Linked DNA regions of Mus musculus: regions 1 and 3 are each linked to region 2. A link is a loop called in an ENCODE intact Hi-C map of the cell type or tissue named here. Cell type or tissue: heart. All regions are shown on one strand.

The links. A loop is a pair of places that touch in the nucleus more often than their neighbours do. Peaks named below come from ENCODE experiments on the same cell type or tissue, not always from the same donor. Only the 100,000 strongest peaks of a DNase experiment are listed, where the experiment ranks them.
Region 1: it touches region 2 in a loop (2.7-fold over the local background); 6 of 42 quality-filtered maps call a loop at or near these places.
Region 3: it touches region 2 in a loop (6-fold over the local background); 2 of 42 quality-filtered maps call a loop at or near these places.

The regions. Positions count from the first base shown.
Region 1 is chr5:76,117,909-76,125,908 of GRCm38, forward strand. No RefSeq gene overlaps it. Among named protein-coding and RNA genes, the nearest start is that of Srd5a3, 18 kb to the right of the region's middle. In heart, a CTCF peak has its summit at 731 (motif pointing left); a DNase peak (open chromatin) is centred at 783.
Region 2 is chr5:76,036,830-76,044,829 of GRCm38, forward strand. Gm32780 (a long non-coding RNA gene) reads left to right here and starts at 6,272. Exons shown (of 3, transcript XR_377047.1): 1 at 6,272-6,296. In heart, a CTCF peak has its summit at 4,199; a DNase peak (open chromatin) is centred at 3,802; H3K27ac peaks cover 445 bases.
Region 3 is chr5:75,973,981-75,981,980 of GRCm38, forward strand. It overlaps Kdr (kinase insert domain protein receptor), which reads right to left and starts at 4,475. Exons shown (of 30, transcript NM_010612.3): 1 at 4,122-4,475; 2 at 422-515. The coding sequence starts at 4,188. Gm32727 (a long non-coding RNA gene) reads left to right here and starts at 3,352. Exons shown (of 3, transcript XR_868500.2): 1 at 3,352-3,998. In heart, a CTCF peak has its summit at 6,735; DNase peaks (open chromatin) are centred at 731, 4,551 and 5,361; H3K4me3 peaks cover 4,583 bases; H3K27ac peaks cover 3,076 bases; H3K27me3 peaks cover 1,091 bases.

The DNA.
Region 1 (8,000 bases), 81 kb after region 2:
TATATGTAAGTACACTGTAGCTGACTTCAGATACACCAGAAGAGGGCATCAGATCTCATTACGGGTGGTTGTGAGCCACCATGTGGTTGCTGGGATTTGAACTTCGGACCTTCAGAAGAGCAGTCAGGTGCTCTTACCCACTGAGCCATCTCGCCAGCCCCTGGGCACATCTTCTTAAGACTATGTTTTATTATGAGAAGACATTCTTCCGGAAGATGCAGTCTCTTGGATATGGTGTGGCTGGAGTAGGGATAAGATGACCCCGTGGAAGTGGAGGTTAATGACTGCATGCATTGGTTCCTTTCCAGAAAATGTAACACAAGCCTCACAATACTCCTTGTATTAGGCAAAATGGAAAAAGAAATACTTTCTTTTGCTCCATAAAAAATTTTACCAAGTTATCTGAGCCTGACAGAAGCTCGTGAGCAGTTTTCCTGCCTCCATTGTTATTCCATTAAACATCTGGTTATCAAACCCGGACCAAGGATATTATATAATTGGAGATCAACTTTATACCTTGCCCCCAAGAACAGATAACATTTCCTTCTGTTGGTCCAGAATACAGAGCACATAAGGCTTACCTTCCATAGATCATAGTAACGAAAATTACAGAATGAACAAATCAAGAAGGGATTGCATAGGTAATATTAAGTTTGCTCAACCGTTTAAAAACAAGTTTCAGGGAACAAAATACAGGGCATTAGCGCCATCTGCAGGCAGAAGTCCATTTGAAATGGGAGGCGGATGAATCATGAGAAAGGGTACTGACTGATACAGGTGGTGGTACAGGTGGCAGATGTGGCCCACCCTGCATCCTCCAGTAACACCCATGTGGCTACTGAGCATCTTCGGTTTATGTTGTTTCATTTGAAATAGGATCTTACGACACTCAGGCTGACGCTCCTGACTTGAACTCCAGATATCCCTGCCTCCTTTCCCTGACTGCGGAGCTCACAGGCATGAATTCCTTCAAGAAGCTGATATCGGGAAAGTTCAAACTGAGTTGTTCCATAAACACAAAATACAGAATTTAGAAAGTATAAAGTGGAGAAAAGGCTGTGAAACGTATTGAGTACAGTGTTTATATTGTGATTACAGTACATACGGCTACTTCACTATTATTACAACTATTATTTTTACCTACTCACTGTGACTGCTAGAGATGTGAAAGTTCACATTGACACATACATATATTAAGTTCATAAATAAATATTTTTTTAAATTGAAAGGGTTGGCAAGGGGTCAGCAAGTAAGGTCATTTGCCACTAAAGTCTGACTTCCTAAGTTCAGTCTCTGGACCCTCACAAATATAAAGAAAGAACTAATTCTCTCCTTCTAGTCATTTGTTTTCTGACTGTCACATGTGCATACACACACACACACACACACACACACACACACATATATATATACATATACATATATATATATATATATATATATATAACACAAACCTGTTATATATATACACATATATACATACATTTGTGTATATATACATGTATATATATATGTGTGTGTCATATATATGTATATATATATACACACACACAGTAATGGCTTATATACATATATATGACTAAATAAATGTAGACATATGAAAGTTAGTATATAGCTCACACCATCTGTTTACCAGGTGACACCAACTTCCGCCCTACTTTGCAAAATGGGGGCCACAGACAAGCTGCAGGCTCACATTCGTTACCCAGGAGCTGGTTAGAAACACAGACACTCAGGCCCCCATCTTCGGTCTACCGAAGCAGAACTTATAGTTAAGCCAAACCCTGGGGTGACTCTTGTGCATATTGTGTTTGAGACTGGCTAACATAATCCAACCTCCTGGTAACTCAGAGTAATGGCTTGTCTGTAGTTATCTAGCTGGCTCCCCTAAAATCTGATTCCCCAGTGGTGTTTAAAGTACTGCATGTCCCCCAGCCAATACTACCTCACCCAGCATACCACTGATCTCTTCAAGGTACACACACACACACACACACACACACACACACACACAATTGCTACTGCTACACTGGGTGGAGGAAGGGCACTTGAAAAGGAAAAGGAAATAAAATATTTTTTAGATATGTAAAAAGATACCATGTCCTTGGGAATTTTCATAGCATATTCTGCATTTGTGCAAACCGCTCACTTACATAAAGAACCTGTGCTTTCTAAGCCTATTGCTACAAATAACATACTTCAACCAAGAAACACAGAGTTTGGAATAAGACACATGTATCCTAGCTGCTGAGTAAGTAAAGACCTGTAAAATCGATTCCTCCACACTATGTAGACAGGAGGAAGGGTTGCCATTTTGACATGGGGCTCCTTGCAGGAGTGTCTTATCCACTGGAGGTCTGGGTTCTCACAATACAGTTAGCACATACAAAACCTTGAGACAAACTTTATCAGATGAAAAGATTTATTCTGCTGATGGGGTTCTACATCTAGGGAACCCTGCCAACTCTTACATTGCCACATACAAATTCAAGAAAACACTATAGCTTGTGATGAACGCTGCTTTCATGCCCAAAGCCCCTTGTAACCAGGAGCACTGTTAAAAGAAAGTTCAGACTCACACGATGCTTGATAGACAAAGGACAGTGTTGCATGGAAAGATGAGGTCTCCCTTATAATAATATTGGTGGATAATTCTTAGGGGAGACAGGGCTTGAAGATTATTTCATTCGTTTTGCAGAGATCTTCTTATGATCTTGGTTAAGCCTAATCAATTTCCCGTATACAGCACATGCAGTCCACTCCTTTCTCTCACAAAAGATCAGGTTTTTTGCATGTCAAATGGAAAATGAGTTCTCTTGGGAAGTGGACCTTTGTGCCATATGGACTGATTATACCAGAGAGGATAGGAGATACATTTACGACGTTCTGTTTAATATGATGTAAGGCGGAGAGGAAGGAAGGCTTGCCTCCCACTCTCTTCCTCACAATTGTCCCATTTCCTCATGTTTTACCCATTACTCATGTCATGTTTTGTCATTAACCTAAATAAAATAATAGGACTCCGGTCCCACTTGATATATAAAATAATAAACTCATGATGAACTAAAGAGGGATGGTGGTCACATCAAATTGTTAAAATAGTAATAGCAACAGAAGTACTAGACTCGAAGTTTAACTTATACCTATCATTGACTTGGAGTGAATGCACACTGACAGCATTTCTTCTGTTCACAGATGTGCACCCACATGTTAACACCAGGCACTGCTGTGGGCACCAGAAGCACAAGAGGAAACTGAGCAGCTCCTGCCATTTGTCTTAGTGAGAAAAGACAAACAGTAAGCACACAGTAACTAGGTGCAAAGAAAATCAGAATGTAGCCAGACACGTGAAGAGCAAGGGGAGGAAGATGGAGGAGACAGCAAAAACACAGTAGATATCTATCGCCTCATAGGGAAGACGGCGTGGTGCACTGAGCCACACATAAAACCCTACTAAAAGTTGAACAACATAAAGCCAGGCCAGCCAGAGTGGAGCAGACACCATTAAGATAAAAGAAGTTGAGTGTGGTGAGACAGTGATGCACACATCTAGTCCTAGCACTCAGGAGGCTGAGGCAAGAGGGTTACAAGTTCAAAAACAGCCTGGGCTACTAAGCAAGACTGTCTATTAAATAGATAAATGGAGTAGGGAGATGTCAGCGGGATAACAGCATGGGGATGATTCTGAGTATGAGAAAAGGCAGGCTTCAGAGATTCATCTGTGATCCAGCATCGTTGCTGCAGAGAACCCTTGAGCTGCTACATAGGAAATCAAAGCAAGTGGGTGAGACAAGCTGGAATTCCCCATGTGCTAATCCTAGTGATAGATGCTTATGACTTGGACCAGGATGTTGGTGCTGATGCTGGAGATAATGAAATAGCATTCTTTAAGTCCTGGGGATTGAACCTAGGGCTTCACACATGCTAAGCAAGCAACCTAGCACTAAGCTATATTCCCAGCTCTAGAAGAAAATTTAAAATGTTTTGAATAAATTAATTATTTTAAATTGGCTAGATGAGAATAAAGTTCAAAGGGAAGGTTAGGGTGGGAATTTTTGGCATGAAATCAGTCTCTGGGACTCCACAAGATCACTTAAGGACAAGCAAAGATGGAGAGAAGTAGAGTTTGAGAGGCTGAGTCTTAAAAGAGCCAATACTGGGTTTTGTTTAACCATCCAGATCTTTAGAAATGTCACTTAAGTGAAATGGCTGTCTCTTCGGCCTCCATGCAAAGTGTCTGCACTCCTCACTAGGTGCTTTGTACTGGAAGCTGCCCGATAAATATTTGATGAGTGGATCGATGGATGGATAGATGGATGGATGGAGGACTGGATGAGATCCAGGCATTGTGTGGAGGCATTACCAAAACCAAGGCAGGAAAGGTTGGAGGACCATCTCAGTACCTTTCTCCACTGTCATCAATCACTGTTCTATCTGCTTTAAAGAGTTTGAGAAGGGAATGGGCTGTGAGGCTCACCAGATTCTGGGCTCTTACTTTCCCAGAAGCCAGAAGTTAAGTAAGACTGTCACATGAGGCTAGAAAATTGACAGGGAGGTGGTTAACCCTTCAGACCTCAGAATTTTTATTACATGGTCTTTTATGACTTGTTTCTGTGGGCTTGTGTTTTTCAAATCCTACTTTAATACATGTAATATGTTTTAACTTCCCTTCTAGCCCACCATCAACCAGAGGCAATGGAGGAAAAAAAATGGTTAACAGGACAAAGGAGGAGGTGGACCTGTTTAGAAATAGTTGCTTGAGGCAAATACAATCTGTGTTGTCAGGATATCAGCAGTTGAGTTCACACAAATCAAGAGTAGTAGCTTGATCCACTCACAAACATCATTCACCAATCGGCAACAACAGTTCAATCCAAAAGAGGCTCTGTCAATTGGCCTGAGTTCGCAGAAGCTGCCAGAATGCCACCAAAAGTTCTTTGGTGTGTGTTTCTCTATGAATTCACAACAATCAACGATCAGCAAAGAATGGTAAGGCGAACCTATACCACACGGCGGCATCATCTACTGTCTGTTGGGTTAATTTATACTCTTTCCAAGCATGGCATGTTCTCTCAAGCTCCCACTCTGCAAAACACAACATGCCCTTTTTCCAGGCTGCTTCCAGAAAAACACCACTTGTCTGCTCTCAGCAAAATATTCTCCCATGTGTCTGCTTCAGAAAAAAAAAATCTTCTCACAAGACAATTTCCAGAAAACATTACATGACACAACTGAGTCTCCAAAGAAACCAGAAATGTCTACTTCAGGTTTCTATCCCTTAGAATGTAATCAAGGAGTATCTTTGTTGTCCTATGTCTTGCTCCACATGGCCAGATATTCTATTGTATACACATACTATCTTTAAAATCTAGCTGTGCACAGAGACCCTCTGAAATGTTTATCATGAATAATGCTGCCATGGCATCTGTGGATATATTTGTATGTGGATGGATCTGTTCTGTTCCAGAGGGTTTATGGTTAGGAGTAGAAGTGTTAGAGCTAATAGCTCCATTGCCTATCTTTGTGAGGGAGTTTCAGACTGTTTTCGAGGCTCATGACATTCCCACCAGTATGTGGGGTTTTAGACTTGCCCATATTTTGGCTAACACTGGTTTTCATTTTGTTTTTCTTATTTTAGACTCCTCGGTGAGCATAAAGTATCACTTCCTTTAGGTTTTCCTTTAGGTTTTTGATGTGCCTATTGGCCATGTATAGGGTCTCACATATGCTTCTTCTGAGCCACACCTCTGGGATGAGGCTTCCCTTTTTGATAGGCCCACAACATTCATTAGTGGTGAGACTTTGAAAATTTTAAATTGAGTTCTCTCTCCATGGTTCCTCTATAAAATGACCATAACTAGGTCTGACCTCAGGAGGTCCAGGTTTAAGTAATTTAATATATCAGACACTTGTGACAGGTCAAGGTGATTAGAAAGCATCTTGTGTGTGCTAGCTATTGTCTCCAGCTGAGTTGCAAGCTGCTTTCTTCCAGAACTTCTCATTTCTTTGGAAGATCTCTGGGTGATTTCTATGTCTAATACCACAGCCCTGGCCTCCCCCCCCACTGCCCTCCAGAGATGCTGCTTTATCTACTCTGCTTTTATGTACACACAGGAAAGATGCTTCAGGGTATATGGAACAATTCCTTGCCTGCCATATATACAATGTCTCATCATGGTTATCTTATTGAAAACTTATGTATGTATGTATGTATGTATGTATGTATGTATGTGTGTGTGTGTGTGTGTGTGTGTCTGTGTGTGTGTGTGTGTCTGTGTATGCAGGTGGGTGATATAGGTCAATGGTAAATGGCTTCCTCAATACCTCTGTACATTATTTTTCATTTACTGGAGTTTCTTTTGTACAAAATCTCTCACTGAACCCTAAATTCATAGAGCCCACTGACTCAGATAGAATGGGTAGTCAACAAGCCACCTCCAAAGGTGGTCCTCCTTTCTCCAGTTTGCCAGTACTAGAATGACAAGCACATACACAAGACCCATCTTTCTTACATGGGCATTAAAGTTCACACTTCGGTCCTTACAATTGTACAATAAACACTTTACTGACTGAGCTATATCTCCTTACCCCCTTGCTTATCACTTTTACAAAGAACCTAACTCCCTAGAAAAGAGTCTGGGTTTTATACCCTGCTAGTATATCCCTACAGAATCTATCAGAGGACATGTAACTGACACAAATGTCTTGAAGGAGCATGACAGTGCAGGCAGGAGAGAAAAATATATCCAAGAAACATAGAAGGTAGAACTAAGGAAGAAGTTATAGGATACCACAGTGAGACCTCAGAGCATATTGAGATGTACCTGCAAGTGTCCAGAGCAATGGCATCCATGACAGGCCTAGGCCAGAGGAGAGAACTCATCTAGCTGTAGAGCTTTTCAGGCATGGTAGCTCTAATTCCTTCTCCATCCCCTCCCATGGCGGCCTCCTTAGAGAAGTATTGTTCTCTCCTTTTGCATCCTTCTGGCAAGGCAAAGCACCCTCAGGCAGTGCCTGGGCTTTGAAAGTGAACTAGCTCACAGACACCAGTAATCACAAATTCCACATCCTGCTTATGAACCATATTAATTTGATAAGAATGTCCTCACAAATTGCCACAACTGGGTTGCTCAAACCATTGGAAACATCTGGTAGCTTCTTCGATCATAGAACAGAAGTAGCTCAGAGCAAGGTAGCAAGAAGTTATCAGATTAAGAATATCTTTTTCTGGCTGGACAAATGGCCAGAAGTGAAGAGCACTTAGTGCTCTTGTAGAGGACCTGGATTCAGTTCCCAGCACCCTTATGAGAACTCACAGCTCTCCATAACTCCAGTCCCAGGGGATCCAATGCCCTCTTCTGACCTCCACAGGCACCAGGTATGTATGTGGTACACATATACACATGTAGGCAAAACATTCATACATATACAATAAAAATAAGCAAATTTTTAATATATATCTCTTCTAAAATGCTTTTTGTGAAATATAAAACATATAACAGTGCATGAGACACGATTGTCCACATAACAGTAATTATAAACCTCTCTCTACACTCCCTTCCCTAACGCAAACATCACTTCCTTGGAAGCATCTGACTCTTGATAACCATTTGCTTGCTTTGATTTACTTTTGGAACTTTACGTAGATAAACTTCTATAGTGTATGCTTGTGTATCTTATCTGTTCTCGATGCTTTTCCATGCTGTATTGGTGAGTTATGTGTAGCCGTGCATTGAACTATATGAACAACTCTCCCAGTGTTTATCCATTTTATTGGAAAGACTTCGGGCTCCTTACAGCTTTAAGGAGAATGGCCTTTGAATATTCTTGTGTATTTCTTGTTGGTTTTTGTTTGCTTGTTTGTTTGTTTGTTTGTTTGTTCTTGTTTTTAGGATCTTGTTGTTGTTTTCCAGTACTAGAGATTTTAAAGCCCCAGTCCTGGAGCCATATAATTAGGTAAGTACCCTGACATTGAGTCCTCTCTCTTGTGCGCGGGCCCC
Region 2 (8,000 bases):
AGAATTTTAGCCTCTTTAAACATGCTCAGAGCTGGGATATGAGTTAGGATAAATAACTTAGGTGGTGTACTTCTTTAATCCCAGCATTTGGGAGATGGATCTCTGAGTCTAAGGCCAACCTGGTCTGCAGAGTGAATTCCAGGACAGCCAGGGCTACCTACACAGAGAAACCTTATCCCAGAAAACAGAACAAAACAAAAACAACAACCACAAAAAGCAAGCAAGCAAACAAACAAACAAACAAACAAACAAAAAGCAAAAACACAAAACCTGCTCAGTGCTCTTGTCATGTTAAATGCAAGCATTGGCTCCAAAACACCCCTCGTTATCTCTCTCTCTAGCCTCTGGTCAACCACAGGTGGACCCAAACTCCTTAACGCCCCTACTACGTAAAATGAACTTGCGAGCTGAGTTTATTCTAATGGTGAATTATAATTTTCTTCCGGACTTTTAAAAATAATTAACATATGTCAAATAAGGCAAGATAGTAGATATTGGAGAAAATAGCATCAAGATTAATCTGTGGAAGAAGTCAGTTGTAGGAAAATGAAACCCTGTCCTGCTTGGGCTACATGTAACAAACAGCGCATGTGCAGAATGAGGCCTGATTGCCACCGAGGAACCTTTCCAGCGTCCTGAGCCTCTGGGCTGAGCATTTTTGGAGCATATGCTTTTTCCCAACTCACTAGCCTTCTCCCATTCTCAGGGGAGGAATGCTGTCTTTCTTTTAATTCTGCTTCTGCTTCTACTTCTAACCATGTGTCCCTGGTGCAATCCTTTGTCCCGGAACACAAGGACACAGAAGCATCACCAGGTAGCTCCAGAAAGAGAACCATTTAACTGCCTTTAGAAAGTTAAATTTATTACAAATTGCCCTTCCACACATAAATTTTTTTAAATTTTTATATAGAAATTCAAATGAATGAATGATTGTACTCTAAGGTGGTACAGTATATATGTTACAACTGATAAACTATTTGTGACACATATATAGTCACATGTAGCTATACAATATATTCATGTGTGACATGTATGATTGAAATGGCCTTGTCACAACGACCACCCTGACAGAATAGCAGCACCTTAGGAGTAGACATTGGCCTTTTCTCCTCAGCCTCAGCTGGGACTTGGAATTATAACTGTTAAATCAGTATGATCTTCTGAGAAGTTAATGTAACTGAGGAAGACAATAAACTACCTAGGATTTCACAGAAAGAAAGTTCTGAACTGACATCCATGTGTGACAACATCCTAAAGATGTGGGTTGGGGAAAACTAAAATTTGAACTCAAGTAGATAAGATTTAGGCAGTCTGCAGTGGGTGTGCTGTTTGTTTCTTATGGCCACTGAAACAAATAACATAGTGTCTCAAAACAACTCTTAAATCTGAGACCTAAAATTAGTCTCACATGACTAAAAAGCAAAGTGCTGACAGGACTTAGCTCTCTCTGGAGGCTCCACAGATCTTTTCTCCATCCTGTCCATTTTCTAGAAGCTGCCTAAATTTCTTGTTTTGTAAAACCCTCTATCAGCTCTAAAGTTTTTACCATGTCTTTCCTCCTACCTTTGATCTGTTTGACTCAAGCCCCTCATAATTAGCCTGGACCCATGCAAGCAATATAGATCAGATCCACTTCTCAAGATCCATAATGTAATCATCTCTTAAATTCACTCTGTCATGAGACTAATAGAATCCATGGTTTGGGGTTTGGGGGTTGGACTTTGGAAAGCCATTAATTTATCTGACAATAATGCTTCACGAATTGTTCTTTAAATTGTGGGCCCTGTATTGGGAAAGGGGGGTGCACCAGAGATGACCACTCAGACACAGTTTATAGCCAATTGAAAGTCTTTGTTTCACCCATCTGGGACTACACTCAGGCATTAAAAACCCAACTGTAAGAGCTTTTTAAAGGCAAAACCCACATCCTGGTATCTCACTCTGCAGCCACAGTGGGGAAAGGTTTTATGCAAGCAAGCAGTTTAACAGAAGCAAAGATAAGTTGGCTGGGGTATCTGATCTCAGGTTTCTAAAATAGAGTTGGGTAAAATTTTCAATGGGATCCTCCATCAAAGAAAATAAATTCTAAAATGGTCTCAGCAAGAATACAAGATAGAAGAACCTTTGTGCTGGGAAAAGCAAAAGAAATTTGTCCTAAATTTTGTTTTCAAACTCCATTTAATCATGGGGGGAAACTAAGTTCAAAGTCCCAGGCTCTGGGGGTAGCTGGGGACTTCTGAACAGCTTCTGTTGTAAGGAAACAGTTGTCTGAGCCCAGCCATCTCAAGGACAACTTCTCCATCTTTCTGGCAGAGTCAAACTAAGTTCATGTTCCCAGGCAGGAACCAACTATCATGATTGGTGGAAACCCTTTTGTTTAGCCCCTTATGTCAAAATATGATTGGACAATGCTCCAGCCCACCCTGTTCCCTCTCACTTTATGGTTTCATCCTTTAAATATGCTGTACCTCTTCCCTTCAGGGTCGCAGTTCAGTTCCTGAATCTGTTCACATGGCTCAACAATCAGTAGAGGCTTGATTACAGTAAATTTTTGTCATCTGAATTGACTTGGTGCTTGAGTTATGCTGGATCTAATCAGATACCATAACACTCTGAACTGTCGTCTCTGTCACACCTGGACCAGAGGCATTACCATCAGTTGGTAATTTGTTTATTCCCATCGTAATGATCATTATTATTACTAGAGTAGAGGTATGTGTGATATAGTACATGTGTGGAATCAAAAGGCAACTTTGTGGTATTGATTCTTTTCTTCCAATTTTATATAAGTCCCCAATGTTGGCATCAGGACCTCTCAAACCTGTGTCATCACATAGGCAACTACACAACCTACAGACCTGTTGCCAAGACGACAGCTACCATGTTCCCAGAATACACTTGGCTCACCTCCCACCTTTACCTGTGTTATATCATTTCCATATACATTAGGGGAATGCCCCTCCCCTCTCTCTTTTTTTCCCCTTCTCTTTCTGTCCCCACCTCTTCCTCCCTCTCTCTTTCTCCCAATAAACCTCTCACACGTGGAGCTGCTTGGGCCCAGTGTGTTGTGTTCAGATGCCAGCCGCTATTGTAACACATCACCCAAGATCAGACTCAGGTCTCTAGGTTTAACAGAGCAAATACCTTTTACCCTCTGAGCCTTTTTTCTGCCTAATTTCTTAAAATGCAAACTCCCAGGCCTCCCTCCAAACCTACTGATAAAGAAACTCTAATGGCCTAGTAAGCCTTCGGGTGGTTCCGACACATGCAAGTTTGAGGGAAAATCAAGCAGGCCCAGGAGACTGTGGATATATAGAATCCACAGAGGCAGAGGATTCGCAGGCTCTCCTTATGCTGAGACAAGGTCAGTGCCATCAGAGCACACAGAGCCTGAATCCCATGAGGTGTAGCATTAACCTATTCAAATCCACCCAGTGAACATAATGTGCTGAAGAAATGATCTCTCTTCTAGATCTGCCAATCAAACCCTTCTTATCAGGATGTTACACTAACAGAATCCAACCATGTAAGTTGTAGAAGTGCTCCAAAGATGACTTGGTGACTTATTTGGATTAACAAACATCTTCAGAGTAACTATGACACAACCTTACCATTTCATTTTCCCTTCTAGCAGGGTAAGCGCATATCAGGGTTATCTCCAGACTCCGAAGCCCAAAGAAAAGAACTGCAGGTGACTTCCCAAGAGGTTTGATTTAGGGCAGAGGACAATAGCCTTTCCAAAGGCAGAGAAATGAGGCCATTTAGAATTGTGCCTCCCAGAGGCAAACAGGAAACAGGAAGCTCTCTGTTAGCCATACTTACCCTGCCCCCAAGGGCAGGAAAAGCAGCAGGAGAGGCCGGCTGTAGGACTTATTTTGACCCAGCCCAGGAAATAAGATGGCTTATTCGATGTGGAGACCTGGGTTGTAGCTGTGGAGCACACAGACAACCTCTGCAATCCAGCTGGCTCTGCCTGACAACCTGATAATCCATGTAGTTTTAACACCGAACACTGCGGAAATGAAGAGCCATGTACACTCAAGACACATTAATTAGGTTTTAAACAAAAGAGAGATAACGTATTTTTTGTCAGGCCGCAGTACACAAGCTACCTTCTATCTCCAAAACGTCTCCAACAGGGTAACACTTAAGTCACCAAGGAGAAGAATAAAAAGGTGCACTGCAGCGCCCCCTAGCAAACACAACAGTAATAGGAAGAGCTAGCCCAAACCCAGAGATGCAATGATCCCTCCAGAACTTGGCACTTGAATATTCAAGGATTTGGACATAAGTTAAGAGGCAGTGTGTGTAATCAAGATAGTTGACTGAGACCAGGAATAGGGCAGTAAGAATGAAGAGGGGTCAGAGATTCCCACTTGGAAACTTGTTAGAATGGCTTCACAAAATTAACTATACTAGAATAAAATCGAGTTTGGAGCAAACAAAAATCCATCAAAGCTCTGGATTTGATCACTTGGAAGGGTCACAGGGAAGGCAAGTATAGAATGTACCAAAATATCAACATAAATGCTATCACAATTAAACATTTTAATCCATGCCTTTAATCCCAGCACTTGGGAGGCAGAGGCAGGCGAATTTCTGAGTTCGAGGCCAGCCTGGATTACAGAGTGAGTTCCAGGACAGCGAGGGCTACACAGAGAAACTCTGTCTCGAAAAAACCAAAAGAGAGAGAGAGAGAGAGAGATAGAGAGAGAGAGAGAGAGAGAGAGAGAAAGAAAGAAAGAAAGAAAGAAAGAAAGAAAGAAAGAAAGAAAGAAAGAAAGAAAGAAAGAAAGAGAAAAGAAACTCTCTTCAGGACACTGAAAAAATGCTTGCATAATAGTCCTGTCGCACAGATGCAAAGCCAGGGACCACATTTGTGGAAGAAAATCAGCCAAGTTTTCACTTACGGATGAGGTATGGCTGCATTTATTTGAACGCATTGATCCTAGGCATTACAGGGTAATTCTAATCATGACCTTTCTTCTGTGATCTTTAGAAGTGCCCGCACGGGCAACCTAGCTGCTTGAAGAGAAACACAAAGAGTTATTTTGTCTTCATAGGACTGGAATCAAGTGACTCTGTCACAGGCTTTAGACCTTCCACCCCAGACTGTACTGCATCCTGGGTCTCTCTTGTTCTGAGTATTTACAGGTTTCCCTAGCTCATCAGACTGCAGGTGGCCATTAGGGGACTGTCTACCCTCTGACCATTGTGAGCCAATTTGATAAACCCCCTCTTATAATTATATATACATCCTGTTGGTTCTGTTCCTATAGAGAACCTTGACTAACACACTTCCTCTCCACACACAACTTCAGTCACTAGATGCATTGAGTCTTTTTTTTTCTCAGAAACATCTGTATCTCTGCCCCCTCTTCATTCTTACTGCCCTATTCCTGGTCTCAGTCAACTATCTTGATTACACACACTGCCTCTTAACTTATGTCCAAATCCTTGAATATTCAGCCAGAAGTTCCAGGTCCCTTCAGTACACAGGGTCAATGTCCCTTGTGCGTATATTTCCTTCTCCCTGGAAAAGAAGTTCCCTTATCTGTATCACCGTATCGCCTTACTCTGATAACTATTTTAGTAAGACATAACTTCCACAACACAAAGGGTTCACAGGCATATAGCTCTTTAAGTATTTACATTCGTGTGCACAGAGACTTAAGGCCAGATCAAGAGAGCAAGCATTTCCAGTGCTTCAGTGGGCTCTTTTGTACCCACTCCCAATTAACACTTTTTGTTACCCAAAGGTAACCGAAATTACAGTTCTCAGAACAGTAATCGTCACTTGGCTACTTTTAAAAGTGTATGCAGAACCATAAGTGTTGTGATTATAAAAAGATAAAGAAATATTAAGATATGGTCTATGGGGGTGTGGTGAGGTGTGGGGGAAAGGGGTGCCTTGGCAGGCCCATGCCAAGGCTTCCCTTTCCCCTGGGGGACCAGCCACACAACGGTATAGTATAGAATAGAGTTTATTTAGGGCATGGGGAGGGGAGTTAAGAGAATAGTAGTGGCAGAGAGAAGGAGAGAGTAGAGAAGTAAAGACCAGCCATGACCACGTGGAGAGAGGGAAGAAGGGAATGGGGAGAGATGGGGAGCAAGGGAGCAAGAGGCAAGGGAGAGAAGCAGGAGTAAGAGAGTAAGAGAGGGAGGAGGGGGCAAGCAGCCCCTTTTATAGTGGGCCAGGCCTACCTGGCTGTTGCCAGGTAACTGTGGGGAAGAGCCTACCTGGCTGTTGCCAGGTAACTGTGGGGGTGGAGTCCAGACAGAATCCTAACAAGAAGGTAAGAATCCGTGTGTATTTTTCCACTTTGTGGAGATACAGTAGTCTATTTGTCCATTCTCTCCTAGTAGACAGTGGGCGCTTTCACCTGGGGATTGTTATGACTAAAACTGAGGTAAACCTTGTTCTGTATGTCTTCTTTTATGCACACACATTCTCATTTCAGTTAGTTAGTCAGTCAATGTTCCATTAGTAGAACTAATATGATACAGGATAGATAGATACTTTACATGTTCATGTATCACAAAGCAGTTTTCCAAATTTACATCATTTGTAAACCTCTGGACTGTTCCAACAGTTCTGCTATTTTATTGTTAATTTTTATGTGCACATTCCCCAAACACACTTGAGCTCTTTGGACAAAGTTCCCTGCCTGATGTTTCTGCATACATTCAATATATAGATTATTGGCTCAGTTGCATATTTTCGTTGCATACAAGTCGAAGATTAAATGCATTCCTTAGCATGGTGGGTGAGGGGTTAGCAGAGTTACATTTAATTAAAGGAAAATCTATTACTTCTCTTTGGACCCATTCCAGATGACAAATGCCTAACCCAGCCCTTCAGTATTTCAGTCATCCAAAGTGAGGTGAGACATTCAAATCAGGTCAGGACATTCCTCAGTTCAGTGAGGACTGAACTGCCCCCAAAGCCCAGACACATCTGTCTGCCTGCATTATTGGGGTTTAAACATGTGTATGGGCTTCTACTAAACTGCTGGAAATTTTAATAGACTATAAACCCTCTAAAACTCTTTTCTCCCCTTCTGTAATTTGGACATTGTCGCTCTGAGATGTGTTGAGGAAACCATGCTCAGTAACTGCCCAAACCTTCTTCGAAGGTGGAACCAATTAGTGCCAAAGTGAGCCACCTCAGCCCACAGATAAAATAAAATAAAATAAAATAAAAAAAACACCTCCCAGACAACAGCCCGAAGACGCCGCCTGTCCCTTGATCTGTTTGTGCAGATGGAGGGGATTAGTTACACAAACATGGAGGAGAGATTGGATTTCCAGGAAGTCCTCCACAGCCCTCCAGCTCGCCCCGAAAGTGTTTCGGGTCCTTCCTGAACATGTTACATTTTTCACTGTTCTAATATTTTTGCAAGTGTCACGGTGTGAACTTTTTCCTACTTCTTTTGTGGGGCCAATTTTCAGTCTTTTGATTTCGTTTTAAACAAACAAACAGGTTCCAAAGGTTTCAGACAGCAGACCTAAGAGAAGCACTCCGAAACTCAAACACAAGCCTTCTTCCATGGCTTTAAACTTAAATCTCCAAGACAACGTTTCACAACACTGTAAATGGAGGAGACCACTGGGTCTCCTTTTCACCCAAGGGGTGTAATGAAGTGAAAATGTTCTTCTGAGTCTAAATAAGAGAGTCCTTTTAATTAAGACATGCTGCTGCCCCACCCCTGTGTGTCTGAGTTACTCAAGAGTTCATAATCAGTAGGAAACTTGCTCATTCGTCCATCTGTAGAGACACTTCAAAAGCAAGGCCTTTGACTAGTCTTGACTGTCCTATGGGTTTTCACCAATCTATACCACCCACTCCCCCACTCAACATCCCAGCTATGTAACTGCTGTGGAATTAATTCCTTGAAACTTGCAGTTTAAAATTATGTGGTCTATGACATTTTTACAAAAATTATATAATTCTTATAAAAATTATATACACACACATATATACATATGCATATACATGT
Region 3 (8,000 bases), 63 kb before region 2:
TCACTTGTAGAAAACAGCTAAAAAAAAAAAATGTCCAGAAGCCATTCTGGGTGACTTGAACATGGATAGAATTTTAGCTCTATTCATAAGGAATTCCTTTGCTTTACTAATTTATCAATAATTGTGAATATCAATTACATGCTAGTTTTAGGCACATCATCCCATGCATTCATGTGTGTTCCTGTGTATGTTATATTTGTGTAATATGTTTGTGCATGTTGAAAACGGCTCAGCAAAAGAGTACAAAGGTTTGAAAAGACTTTTTCCATTGTTTCATTATTAAATAGGTTCTTAGAAGTCTCATGATTTATAAACAATTGTAACAATACTATTATACTTCTGCAATAGTGGAAATTGTTGTGACCTCAGTAAACAATGAGTCCTTTCACATAGGAAAGCTGGCTCAAAAAGGAATCCTTACCTGCAAGTAATCTGAAGGGTTGTATTTGCCAAAATTGTCAGTATGTCTTTCTGTGTGCTGAGCTTGGGGGGATGGAGAAAATCGCCAGGCAAACCTAGAAACAAATTAGAAAAGAGTTGGATCCAATAGGAAAGCCCTTCCATAAACAATGCACACTCCAAGTTTTAAAAGGCCTCTTCAGCAATTCATTGTATAAAGGTGGGATTGACTTTGCCCCAGTCCCAGTTAAAGTTCACAAGCTCTGTCATAACAGGAAGAATGGGCAGATGGTCACAAACCAACACAACAGCTCTGCAATTCACGGCACCAGGGTGGAGTTCCTGTTTTCCTGCGTTGCCAACTTCAAGGTCTTACAAAAGGATACGGGACATTGAAACCCGATGAACCTCCATCTGATGATCTCAGGCCCACTGACATTTCTTGTAAAGCATAGGATGCACAGATCTGACTAAATTGCTGATTAATGAAAACTCCCTGGAGACATCTCTCTACAGCTCGTCTCCATACCCCTGAAAGGGACGGGAGCCACTGTGACCCCGTCCCATTGTCTTTTATCATGCTGTGTACCAGACTTCCTTTGGTATCTGAGCTGCAGAAGCTGAGGCAGTGGCTTCTAAAGACAGCACATTTAAATGGAGGAAAAGGAATTGGGGAAGAGAAATATCTCCCAAGTTCATGCATACATGCATATTCATAAACTCAGAGCAAAACTAAAAATAGTGTAAGTCTAATGAGCAATAGCTAGGGGGTCCCAACTCATTAATCAAAGCTCTGAGCTCATACCAATACAAAGCTGGAGACATAAGACACTTGTTACCTAACTGATTGAAATGCAAAAAAGCATCTTGAGAGATACATACCACTGCAGGTCATTACACAGCGAGATAACTAGTTTTCAGTCAACTAACCTGTAACATGCCCACCATGGTAAAGGACATCAGGATCTTCCAGCTCTTAGCTTAAAACGCGAGCTACCTAGTGTGGTGCACACACCTGGAAGCCCAGCATTCTGATGAGTGAGACAAATGGACCGCAAGTTTGAGACTAGCCTGGGCCACACAGTGAGACTCTGTCTCAGAAGAGAAGAATAACTAATTAATAGCAGGCAGGCATCCAGGCTTTCTAATTCACACTGACTAAGAACAGATGACTCCTAAGGCCTCAGCTGGCATTGACGTTGTTGGGCAAATAAGTGAACGTGAACGAAGATGAGGCCATGTCAATAAAGTATTAGCAAAGAGCCAAGGCAAATAGCCAATGCCGTGACACTGTGGCCCTCTGAGAACAGCCAGAGGCAGCTGTCCACTGGCTCACCTACACAGATGTGCAATAGTCTACAGCTATGCCACCCTGAATATACCCAACCTAATAAGATGTACATGTGTTGCTGTTACAACTATAGATTTAGTAATTAATGACATATTTTTAAAACATTGGTAATTAAATGACATTAATGAATCTCAGAAGCTAGTTGGCATTGTTAAAGACTTGTGTTTGGGCCGTGATTCTAAACTTTACAGTGTGTTTATTCCTAGACCAACAAATTATGCATTTTAAATGGCATTTAAAGTGACTGGATCACAGATGCTCTTGGTCTGCCCTGAGACAGCTATAGAACTGGGTAGTCATATTCAATTAATCGGCATAATATTTGTCAATATGAAATAAGTCACTGTCCCTAACATAGGCAAGCAGTTAAAATGCTCTTAAACAAGCCTTTCAATAATGGAATCTTACTTTGTTTGAGAAGAAGCAGGAAATGAGAAAACAATTTGTTTGATAAGTAGATTCTAAACATGACTGAGAACCATTAACCTGCAAACAATCACTGGATACGCTCATCTGATGAACTCATTAGTCAGGCAGATGTGTGAGGAAAATGTAGTAGTAACTCGTCACAAACTGCGCCCACTGCACCACCACAGTAAATGGCCTTTATTCTTCAGTGCCAGGAAGCGAGCGCAGAGCCTCAGCGCTCTACCGCTGATCTACACGCCAGAGCCACTAAGAGCTTCTCAACTGTCTCTGTAATAACATACAGCCATAGATTCTCTTAGAGTGCAGGCACGTTGGCTATGCTCATCTTTAAAGGATGCCCCATACCAATACATGTCTGCAATCAAATCCAGTCAATGAGGTTATCAATAACTGGAGATTTACATCAGTGACTAATGCTCATCCATCGCCTTTATTAAACCTCATTCATTTTCATCGGCAAGTTTGGGTTCTGTTCTTTAGACAGCTCATTCTGACTGCAAGAGGTACATATGCTACTATACAATAAAAGCCCTTTTATGTTCAAATCCGATAACCAACATTAATTAATTTGTGCACTGTTATCCTTCCCGCTCAAAGACCAGAAGGAAAAACAACAGCGGCTCTGTCTCGAGACTTGGATGGCACCAATTATAGCCCAATCCAATTAAGCAAGTCACACACTCCAAAAGGGCAACCTCCATCTTATTCAGAGAACGGGACGCTGTTAAGCTGCTACACTAGGAATTCTCTGGGCTTTAAAGCAACTTGCTTCTCTATGGAACCCAGGGCAAGCACATGTTCCAGGCTGTCTTTCTCTTCCCAGAAAGGGGGAGAGTGCGGCCTTCTCAGGAACAAGAGGGCACTCGTGGTGGAGCTAGCCTGATGAACCAAGTCATTATGAGGAAAACTCAATAGCTCTAGACAGGCGATCTTGGCGCCGTATGTCAGTGCCAATGCTTTTAAGCCATGCGATTCTCTTAGGGCGCAAGGAATGTTTCTGCAGAATTGACTTCTTTTTTCCTGATTCTCCATTCTCCAATGGGTGGAGATTGGAAATCTGCAAACTGTGGCTTCAAAAAGGAAATGACAGAGAAATAGAGGAGGAAGAGGAGGAGGAAAAGGAAGAGGGAAAGGGAAGGGAAGGGAAGGGAAGGGAAGGGAAGGGAAGGGAAGGGAAGGGAAGGGAAGGGAAGGGAAATTATTGCACAAAAGCCCAAGAGCGAGTGTGGGCCTAACCTTGAAGCAGAGGGCATTTTAAAACAAGAAAAGTGACCTATAACTAGGTGCCAAGCTCAAGAGTTTCTGAGACTTTCAGAGTTTACCCCAGGACCAGCGCTTTGGAGTCGGTAAGTGGAGAGTTATTTAGTTTAATACACCTGGAGAAGCTGTCACAGAAGAGAAAGCCGCGTCTTCCTCCTACCAGCAAAAATAGCATTCTGCATCAAAGAAAGTTGAGGGAGGAAAGTGTTGCTCTATGAAGAGACCTCACCTCACATAGTCCGTGCGCTTACACGCTGGAGCTAAAGGGGAGCGGAGCCAGAGGCGGATTCCCTGCCCCACACTAGGGCGGTGGGCAACAGCACGGAGTGATTGATGCCAGCCGGGCCGCTTGGCTTGAGCTGGCTTCCCAGCGTTTGACCGCCTGTTCCTGCCAGTGGGAGCATCTCCTGCCCCGGCTCAGGCCGCCTTTCCACTCCTGCCTACCTAGCGCCAGGGGCTGTGACGGCTCCGCAGGACACGCTCCAACCGATGCCCGGGGGAGAGTAGAATCCTGGCTGAGTCATTTCGGAAGAGTCTTTGAACCTCAGTTTCCCCATTGGTAAGTGAAAGAACACCCAAGGGAGGAGGGTCTCTAGAGCTCTACGAGTTAGGTCCTCTTCTATTCCCACTCTCCGCCCGCACCCTACTTCTCCGCCTTACTACTAAAGAGTGGGCTTCTTACCCACAGAGGCGGCTCGGGTCTCCACGCAGAACCACAGAGCGACAGCTAGCAGCGCCTTGCTCTCCATCCTGCACCTCGCGCTGGGCACAGAGCCCAGTTCTCAGGCACAGACTCCTTCTCCGTCCCTGGCCCGCAAAGAAGTCACAGAGGCGGTATGCGCCCCCGCAGCGCAAGACCGGGGAGAGCGCGGGGCACCGGCGCCCTGGCTCCAGCCGCGGCTGCAGCGGTGTCCGCGGAATCGGGTCAGCCAGGTTATCCCGGCTGCGGGACACAGTCTGGGCTTTCAGTCCTGCCGGGTAGCGGTCCGCGCGATCTAAGGAAACACAGCTTACTCTCTTGGGGTCCTGAGGACTCAGGGCAGAAAGAGAGCGCCGGCTACACACTAGCGAATGGGGGCGGGGTCATTACCGGGAGGGGTGGGGACTCCCTGCGTCCGGCCACGCCCCCCACTGGATACCAGGTTTGGGTTTCCCGGTTTCCCACGCCCACTCCCCCACTACCCCGGAACTGTGCCGGGCGGCAAGTCGCATCTGAGAGCAAATCTGGACGCAGCTCGGTTTCTGGTGGAAGTAAAATGTAGCCAGTAATGGGCTCTGAGACACTTGCTGCCCCCAGCAACCTGGGAAGCATCACCAGAAACACGAGGCCCACTGCGCCCTCATTAGGAGCCTGCAAGTGCAGAACTCTCTTCGCCGCTGCACTGAAAGTCCCAAGGGACCAAAAATCCGCCCGCAGTTGGGAGCATGAAGACAAGAACCCCTGAACCTAGATGTACTCGGGGCACAAACTTGCAGTGAGTTGGTCAGTACTTGGAAGTTTTGTTTTATGGTGCTTTGGCCACCGCATCCCCCGCCCCGTCTGAATGTTTTAATTAGAAGATAGGCGCTTATCCAGGTTGCCAACGCCTCTACTGTTTTCTCGTCCATCTGGCAACTTTAAATCGTCCGAAGTTACCTGATTAGCCCTAGAAGACATTTCGGTTGTGAACTCCTGCCTGGCTCGGTCCAGAAAACCCATAGCAAGGAGATGCAGGGAGCTGGCGGTGGTCAGGGCTCCAGGGCAAATGCACAGAGAAGAGCCCCCGGTCCTTCTCCAGTGGCTGCTAGAGTGCTTTTGTCTACCCAGTTCCATGACCACGGTCCCCTACAGTAACTTTGGCCAGGCCCCTTTTCAGAGCTGACCTTTCAGCCAAGATATGCTTGGGGGGAAGAGAAGGGAGAGTTTCTTGCCAGAGGCGCCAGTGTAGGAACAAAGAGGAAACCGGTCCCATGTGAACAGTCCCCCCCCCCCCCCCAGCTATGTAGACTTCAAGTAGCGACTAGAGAGGAACAGCAGCCTTCACCCCTCGTTTTCTTTCCATTCCTTTCCTTCCACGCCTGGGAAATGACAACAAATATCTTGTGACATGTTTTACTCCTGGCAAAAACCAAATGCATTTAGAATGATAGTTTAAAGGACAGTCTTTCAGCCAGACAAAGAGATAAGATTATTGTCTCTACATCGGATCTAAACTACACTGATATGCATGATTAATGATGTAACATGGTGCTTTTCTTTAAAAAAAATAAGGGGGGAAACAGGCATGCTCCTTTATCACGTGCCTAAGCCTCAAGTATGGTGCCAGAAGCAGGTGGCAAACCAGGAGGGTTTGTAAAATCCAGGTTCACTATAAAAACATGTCAACACATAGCGAATCTATATAATAAAATTATACTTGAAGATCTTGGGCATGTTTGGTGTGGGCATCCTCATTTAGCAGAGGCATGCCTGGTCTGCTCACATTTAGCTTTGTTGTATATTCAGCTCCTCACGAATGAAAACTCCGTATGAAGGCTGCTTGGTGTACCTATCGACAGCGTTCTGAAGGTTCTGGCTTGTTCTTTTTATCGGTGTTCCCCTGGGTGTGTGGCCTCTTAGCTAAGAGGTGTATTTACTTGTGAACAGGGTAGAATGTTTAAGGAAACTTCTCTTGCAGAGAGTAAAACAAACTCAAACAAACCTCAGCAAAAGAGCCAAGGAGGGCTGTCAGATCTGGGTAGAGGGAGGGACGATGGATCCTGGATAGGCGAAGGTAGGTCTTCTCCATCCCGGTGGCCAGACAAGGCTTCTCTCGAAGCCTTATTTACAATTCTGGACACTTCCCCTTCTATGTTTTACTTAAGAAGACAGTGTCTCCTCTAATACAAACCAGAACCTGCAGGCCCGTGGTAATCGCCCCATTTAGAATTCTTAGAGGAAACGATGCGTCTTTGATTGGCTATGGCACCCAAATTTAACAGGATCTCAGTGAAATCAGCCTCCTATACTCCCTCCCTCCACACACATAGGGAAATACTTTACACTTGTTTTGGGCCTTTTTTTTTTTTTAAAGACAAGATGTGTTTTAAAAAGGAAGAAGAAAAGGAAAAAAGAGAGGGAAGGAGAGGGAGACGGTTCAGCTTGTGAAGTTTCAGTGCAAGCATGAAAACCTGCGTTTGAGCTTCCAAACTCACATTTTAAAAGGCTCATGTGGTGCCAACCTTGTTATCCCAGCACTGGGGAAGGAGAGATAGGAGGATCCCCAAGGCGCGCCAGCCCAAACGGAGATGAATCAGCTAGTGACCTTCAGGCCAGTAAGAGGCAGTGTCTCCCAGCTGAAGCTCTTGAGAAATGATACTCAAATATACCTCTGGCGGGACCATCAAAACTGGACCTCAACAGAGCAGGAGTGAGTGCGCGTGCGCGCGCACACACACACACACACACACTTGTTCAAGAGCATTCTCTATTTGACACAGACATAGATGAGCAGTAGGAAATGTTATGAGAAGTCCCCAGAAAGATCGCACTTTATAAATTCCAGGAAGTGCTCGCCTGCCGCAAAGGTAGGTGGGAAAGAAGACATCTTTGCTTCTTACACGTTTTTCAAAATAAATGAATAAGTTCATTTTCACAACTACAGTGTGGCGCACTACCCTTCCTTTTCTAGTGGCTGCTGTGGTTTCGGTCATTGCCACCAGTCAGTCACATGCTTGCATGGCACTTCCCCATGTTTGCTTCGTGTAAGTGTTTTCTTAAGTTTCTGTTTAGCAGAGCATGTGACTACCTCGCTGGCAAGGTGGGCTCCGTTTATAAACCGAGCACACTCACGACTCTCAGACTTGGCTAGCCCTCCTGCGTTGTTTCCTTCTCACCATGCCCAAGTTTATTTTACTCTGTGTATGGCTTGTGTCTTTAGGAGGAAAAGAAGGCTCAGTTACCTGGAAGTCAGACTCACTTCGCTTGTTCTGTCAGAGTTCAATTCTACTTTACAGTGTGATGAGTGTTTTAATGACTTTCCATTCTTTATGTGAAGCAGACCAAGTTGTGCTACCTGCAAAGGAAGAATCTTGGTACTGGGGATCTATATACCCATGTACTTTCCTATAGTTACTTGGAACTTTAAAAAAAAAAAAGATAAATTGAAATTTTAAAGTAGAGTCTGAGAGATACCTCTGCATTATGGGTGCTCGCTGTCTTTCCACAGGACCCGAGTTTGGTTCCGAGCACCCACAGTGGGCGTCTCACAGCCCATTTCTACAGCTCTGGAGAATCTGTTGCCTTGGTTTCCATGGAAACACACACACATATGCTTATTGACATGCATATACATACAATTACATAAAATAAAATATTTTTTAAATCAAATATGTAAAAGATGCAGGGAAATTAATTGAAAGTCCACATTGCACCAGAGAAGGGGGTCAGAAAACAGGAGTAGCCAACATTTGAGCAGACACAGTCTGAAAGCTGAAGTCCATCTTTGCCTCATCCTTACGACAGCCATGAAGGTAGCAAGCTCTATTAGCAGACTTGGGGGCAATGAAAACAATTATTCTCGATGGTAAGAGAATGTTCTCC